Linked DNA regions of Homo sapiens: region 1 is linked to region 2. Evidence: chromatin contacts called from ENCODE Hi-C data. All regions are on one chromosome and are shown on one strand. The core of a region is the stretch at or near the end of the contact, and the rest is flanking DNA. Distances in the headings are between cores, read along the strand shown. Region 1 overlaps INPP5A (inositol polyphosphate-5-phosphatase A). Region 2 holds the start of NKX6-2 (NK6 homeobox 2).

What was found. A loop is a pair of places that touch in the nucleus more often than their neighbours do. Pooled maps may share reads with other maps.
Region 1: a pooled map shows a loop between it and region 2 (4-fold over the local background). The contact joins the enhancer-like site here to the promoter of NKX6-2 in region 2. A Hi-C loop is called at or near these places in 1 of 168 maps with a recorded cell type or tissue (mesothelial cell of epicardium) and 3 of 50 pooled maps.

What each region holds. Positions count from the first base shown.
Region 1 is chr10:132,712,735-132,715,672 of GRCh38, reverse strand. The region is part of intron 8 of INPP5A (inositol polyphosphate-5-phosphatase A); the gene reads right to left. Among named protein-coding and RNA genes, the nearest start is that of NKX6-2, 72 kb to the left of the region's middle. Within about 2 kb of position 1,377, at least 2 of the 41 ENCODE cell types and tissues checked have a DNase peak (open chromatin) inside an H3K27ac peak, as active enhancers do.
Region 2 is chr10:132,784,626-132,787,588 of GRCh38, reverse strand. It overlaps NKX6-2 (NK6 homeobox 2), which reads left to right and starts at 1,442. Exons shown (of 3, transcript NM_177400.3): 1 at 1,442-2,046; 2 at 2,137-2,309; 3 at 2,419-2,963. The coding sequence starts at 1,641. The coding sequence ends at 2,673.

The DNA.
Region 1 (2,938 bases), core at 128-2,627, 72 kb after region 2:
GCAGCTTTTCTTTACTGGCTGCACAGCAAGGCAAGTTCTGGGAACGTCTAAAGAGAAACATTTAGGTTGGGGGCTCTTTGAGCGGCTGACAGCTAACTGATGGCCCTCCATAAAGCCACAAAGCGGGGCTGGGGCGCGGGCATCACGTCACCTCTCCCTGGGAAACTAATTGCTTGGAATTGTTCAGAAGAACATTATTTTTCTGGCAATCATTTCCTTTGAATGCCCAAAATGAGCATGAAACAACTCTTTTGACTGGACATAAAAGTTAAATGTCCCAATGTTGATCAAATTAACTTCAGCGCCATGACAATGGACTGTATTTGTGAGAAAATAATGGGGGGACAAAGGGGTGCTTTATGCCGAGATTTCACAGTTGTAATGTAAAATGTTTCTGTTGAACTAGCCCAGGCCACATTTCAGAGGGGAGACAAAGAGTCCCGTCACTTATGGGAAAATCTCCTTTCCAGCTGAAAGCTCAGGAAGGTTTCGGGACGCCTCAGTGGATGGTGCCTAGGAAGGCTGACGTGCACCTCTGGCTCAGCCCCCAGATGCCCCCCAAGGGCTGACCTGTGTGTCCAGGAGAGGGACCGGGGCTGCCCCCAACACGGGCTGAGTGCTCGGCGCCTCCAAGAGCCACACAAGGGTGTGCACGGCCCGGCCTCACCCAGGGTCCAGGACCCCAGCCCAGCACAGATGCCGCCAACACCTGCCCAGAGCCTGGTCCTCCTCACTCATTAGGGATTTGTCTTCTTTTTAAACTTCTCATAACAAGAGGTTAACAGCAACAATTTCAAAAATTACACACAAAAAAGTAAAGGTTCGCATCTGTGATAAGAAGTCCAGTGGAGCCCTGTGACTGGCTGTGGTGGTGGCAGGCACCCCGCAGCACTCGCCCTGGGGCTGCTTCTGAAGACTTTAACTCAGAGCTTGTCTCTCAGTTGTTTTACAATCATCTTCCTACTCTGGAATGCGTTTAGGTTTAGAGCAACGGTGCGAAGGTCCTACGGTGCCTCTGGGTTTTAACCTGGCCTGCATCCTCCTCCAGGGCTGGGACCTGCCCTCCCTCCTGGGCCTGGTGCTGCCGGCCCCGCAGCTGATACGGGACATGGACCTGGGAAGCCGCGCGGGGAGATTAAACCAGGAAGAGGCTGCAGGAGCCTCCTCGCTGTCTCCCTGCGGGGCAGACAATGTGCGCCCGGTTCCCAACGCCGTGAATGGGGCCCCGTTGGTGGCAGCGTCCATTCAGAGGCCGCGCGGCATTGTCCTGCCCGATCCGCACAGCAGAATGTGGTCTGCTGGTGGCTGCCAAGAGGTTAGCAGCCGCGGTGAAAGGGCGACCCATTGTTCCAGACTCCGACAGAGCCGCCCTTTGTGTTGCGCGGCCCGCCCCACGCCGCGGAGGTCCGGATCTGCGGCTGGCTGAGCGCGCCGCAGGAGCCATTCATGGGAATGCAGAGACGCAGAAAAGTGGCCCAAAAGCCCAAAGGCTGCTTTCTTGAGGCCGCGGAGCCATGGCAGCGAGGGGCAATGACACATTTTAATGCCATGCCATGCTGACAACCTAACCGCTGTCACCAAGACCCAACAGCAGACACGGCAGGGCCCTCCCTGCTCCTGGGCTCCGTGGGAGGTCCCCGAGACGCTTGGTGCCTGCAAGCCGAGGGCTGATCAGGCAGGAAGAACCGCGCCGCTCCTGTGGGTGAGGCCCTTCTCCCTGGGCGACTGACATGCTGTCCAGGGAGGGCGCCCAGGGCACAGGCGGTCATCAGTCACTTTGTCGCTGACAAAGCCCCAGGCCCCCATCCCCCACCTGTGCTGCTTCCCTACGGTGGGCAGTTGAGAGCACAGTCCCCAGGCTCAGACCGATCCCTGCCTCGGTGTCAGTGCCAGCTCCAGAGATATCCGGGAGGCCGGACAGGTCCCCTGCAGAGGGTGTGGCCGTGCACAGGGCTGAGGGCCGGCCTCAGTGTGTGGCCACGAGCACAGCAGCACCCAGGCCTCGCAGTTGCCACCCTCCCCGGGACCAGGCTAGTGGCAGGGGACCAGGGCTCCATCACTCTGGAGACGGAGGTCAGGGGCGGTCAGAGGGGATAAGGGGCCACGCCTCAGGGCCCTCAGCAAGGGCCAGATGCAGAGGAGAGCCAAGGCCATATACCCGCTAATAACAGCACAGGGATGGGAGCCCAGCCCAGACTCCTTGTGCAGAGCCCTGTGGGGAACCCGGGAGGATCGTGAAGGCGGCAGGCAAGGAGCCACGCAGGCCACACTCACCACAGCAGCAGACGGAGCCAGCATTCAGGAGGGGCCCCATCAGCTCCAACTCCCCCTGGAGCCACACCTACTGGAGAATGCAGCCTTCCACCCCTTCCTCAGGATGCACAGTGCTGAGCTATGACAGGTACACACTTATGTGCACATGCACCCACACCTGTACACCTACACACACGTGTGCACACCCATACCTACACACATACATGTGCACATACCCACAAATGCACACACACCCGCACACACACATACACATGCACTCCACACACCCACAACCTGCATGCACACATACCCACATGTACCTGCACACATATCCAACCCACGTGCATATGCTCTCCCCACATATGCACACACACCCACACACACGCACACATACATACATACACCCCAGCACACATGCATACACCTTAGCACACATGCATCCACACAGATCCACATGCACCCACACACCCACACGCCCACACCCATGCATGCACACACCCACACACATGCACACACCTACAGGCACATGCACACCCACACAGGCCTACACATCGACACGTACCCCCACACAAGCCTACACATATGCACCCACACGAGGCCCCACACACATGCACACATGCATCAGTGCACCCCTGCACACATGCACACACCCAAATACACAGACACATGCACCTACACACACACC
Region 2 (2,963 bases), core at 193-2,692:
GCCAGGCTCCGCGGGGGCCGATCACCGGTGGGGCGGCCGCGCCCAATCGAATCCCAATCCCAGTCGAATCGAGTGCGGAGTCGACGGGGGAAGCGAACCCCCCGTGAACGCGGGGCTGCACCTCAGTGGAGCCGGAAGCCGCCGGGGCAGCCCCGAGCGCGCACACACCCGGCGGCCGCACCACTGCCCCGGAGTTTGGCCGCAGGTGGCTTTTCCAAGCCGCCATCCAGGAGCGGCCGACGGCGCCAAGTCCCCGCCTCGACCTGCACAAAACGAAAACGGACGCTGGAGGGGGGCGAGGGGGCGGACGTGAGACCCCGGCCCCGAACCCCGGGCGCCGCCTTCCTCCGCGGCACAGGCCCGAGAGAGGCCACGCAGCGGCGTTCCCTGCGCACAGACTCGGGCTCCCCACGAGCCGTGGGCCACAGCCACAGCCGCCCCGTGTCCCTAAATCAATACGAGACGTCACCACAGACGTCGGAGCGTTTGCTCGCGGCCGCCGTGCGCGGGGCTCGGAGTCATCTCACCGCCCGGTCTGCGGGATGGATGAGCGAGCGGCTCCCGGTGCCGTGGGGGCGGGGGGGACACCGGCCCCCCGCGCGCGTCTAAGGCCGCGTTTCTGCCGCTGCGCCCCCAGCCCGCACCCACGTTCGGGCCCTGGACAGGGCTTCCGCGCTGAGGCCGTCCTGGTCTCTGTTCTCCCGGCCGGGGATTCGCGAGAGGCGGCCCGTGGGCGAAGTCGTGGGCCCAGGTCACATCCTGGGGGACCCCCAGCGGGAGACCTGGAGGCCGATGACGGGGAAGTGCCGAGCCGCGCGTGTGGTCCCGGGACCCGCCTCCCCGCCCCGCTCCCGCCTGCCTCACTCCTCCACCGCGCCGGCCGCGTGTCGGCGAAACCAGAGGCAGCTCCGTGCGAGCCTCGCCCGGCCGTGAGGCCCGTGGATTCCGTGGACTCGAGGCCCGCGTCCTCCGCCCTCCTGTGGCCCCGACCTGCCCGGAGCGCGTTCCCCGCCGGCGTCCGCTGCCGCTCACACCCACCCCAGCCACGGGCGGCGGAGCAGTCGCGACTGGGACGCGGGCCGGGACTCTTCCCCGAGTGGGGCGCTCCGAGCGCGCGGGCGGGTCCTCAAATCTGCATTCTTTCCGTTAATAAAATACGTTCTCGTATTTTTTCCTGATTTCGCATGAAAACCTTTGCCTAACTACACTCCCATCCAAGCTGGATTTATTTCGTCCCCGGGGAGATAAATCGGGGCGAATTTACAGCCCGGGAGGCACCTGCCGCGCTAATGGGCCCTTCATGGAGTGCGCGGCCGGCGGGGGCGCGCGGGCGGGGGGGGGGCGCCGGCCAATGGCCGGACCGCGGGGTCCGCAGCCAATCAGCGCGCGCGCCGCGCCCCGGGGAGCCCCCGTTATCAGCGCGTCCGTCCCGCGCGGCGCCGCTCCGACCGGCCCCGGAGCCGCCGCCGCCGCCGCCCGCCCGCCCGCCCCGCGCCGGAGCCGCCCGCCCGCCCCCCGCGCCCCGCGCCCCGCGCTGCAGCCGACGCCCGCCCGGGCCGCGCGCAAACTTCCCGGGCCGGCGGGCAGGGGCGGCGGCGGCGGGGCCCGGATGGGAGCCCGGGCCGGCGGCGGCGGCGCCCATGGACACTAACCGCCCGGGCGCGTTCGTGCTGAGCAGTGCCCCGCTGGCCGCGCTGCACAACATGGCCGAGATGAAGACGTCGCTGTTCCCCTACGCGCTGCAGGGTCCGGCCGGCTTCAAGGCGCCCGCGCTGGGGGGCCTGGGCGCGCAGCTCCCGCTCGGGACCCCGCACGGCATCAGCGACATCCTGGGCCGGCCCGTGGGCGCGGCGGGCGGGGGCCTCCTGGGGGGGCTGCCCCGGCTCAACGGGCTCGCGTCGTCCGCCGGCGTTTACTTCGGGCCCGCGGCCGCTGTGGCGCGCGGCTACCCCAAGCCCCTGGCCGAGCTGCCGGGGCGCCCGCCCATCTTCTGGCCCGGCGTGGTGCAGGGCGCGCCCTGGAGGGACCCGCGTCTGGCTGGCCCGGGTGAGTGGCCCGCGCGGGGGGTGCGGGGCGGGTGGGCGCGGAGGGGGACCCCGCCGGCCGCTGACCTCCCTCCCTTCCCCTCCCTTGCAGCCCCGGCCGGCGGCGTCCTGGACAAGGACGGGAAGAAGAAGCACTCGCGCCCGACCTTCTCGGGCCAGCAGATCTTCGCGCTGGAGAAAACCTTCGAGCAGACCAAGTACCTGGCGGGCCCGGAGCGCGCGCGTCTCGCCTACTCGCTGGGCATGACCGAGAGCCAGGTGAAGGTGAGCGCGGCGGGGCTCGGGAGAGCAGAGCCGGGGGCCCGCGTCCTGCGAACGGCCCCAGCGCCAGCCCCGGGCCCCGCGGCCGCCTGACCGCCCCGTCCACTCCCAGGTCTGGTTCCAGAACCGCCGGACCAAGTGGCGCAAGCGGCACGCGGTGGAGATGGCGTCGGCCAAGAAGAAGCAGGACTCGGACGCCGAGAAGCTGAAGGTGGGCGGCTCGGACGCGGAGGACGACGACGAATACAACCGGCCCCTGGACCCCAACTCGGACGACGAGAAGATCACGCGGCTGCTCAAGAAGCACAAACCCTCGAACTTGGCGCTGGTCAGCCCGTGCGGCGGCGGCGCGGGGGACGCCTTGTGAGGACCCGCGGGGTGGGGGCGAATCTATTTTTGCAGAATCCGGGGGCGGCCCCGGGTGGGCGCGAGTCGCTTTGTATCATCAATAAATTATTTAACGGGTCCCCGTCGGAGCCGTCGCTCCGGAGCCTGCGCCGCGTGTTTCTTCCGTCTCGAACCCGGAGCGAGGCGGCCCCTCCCCGGCCCCGGCTTCGCCCCTGCGCCCGCCTCGGGTCCTCCGGGTTCCCGGTGCGGAGGCTGCGGGCCCCGGGCAGGCGCGAGGAGGCGGCGAAGGCGCAGGGAAGGGGCCCGGCC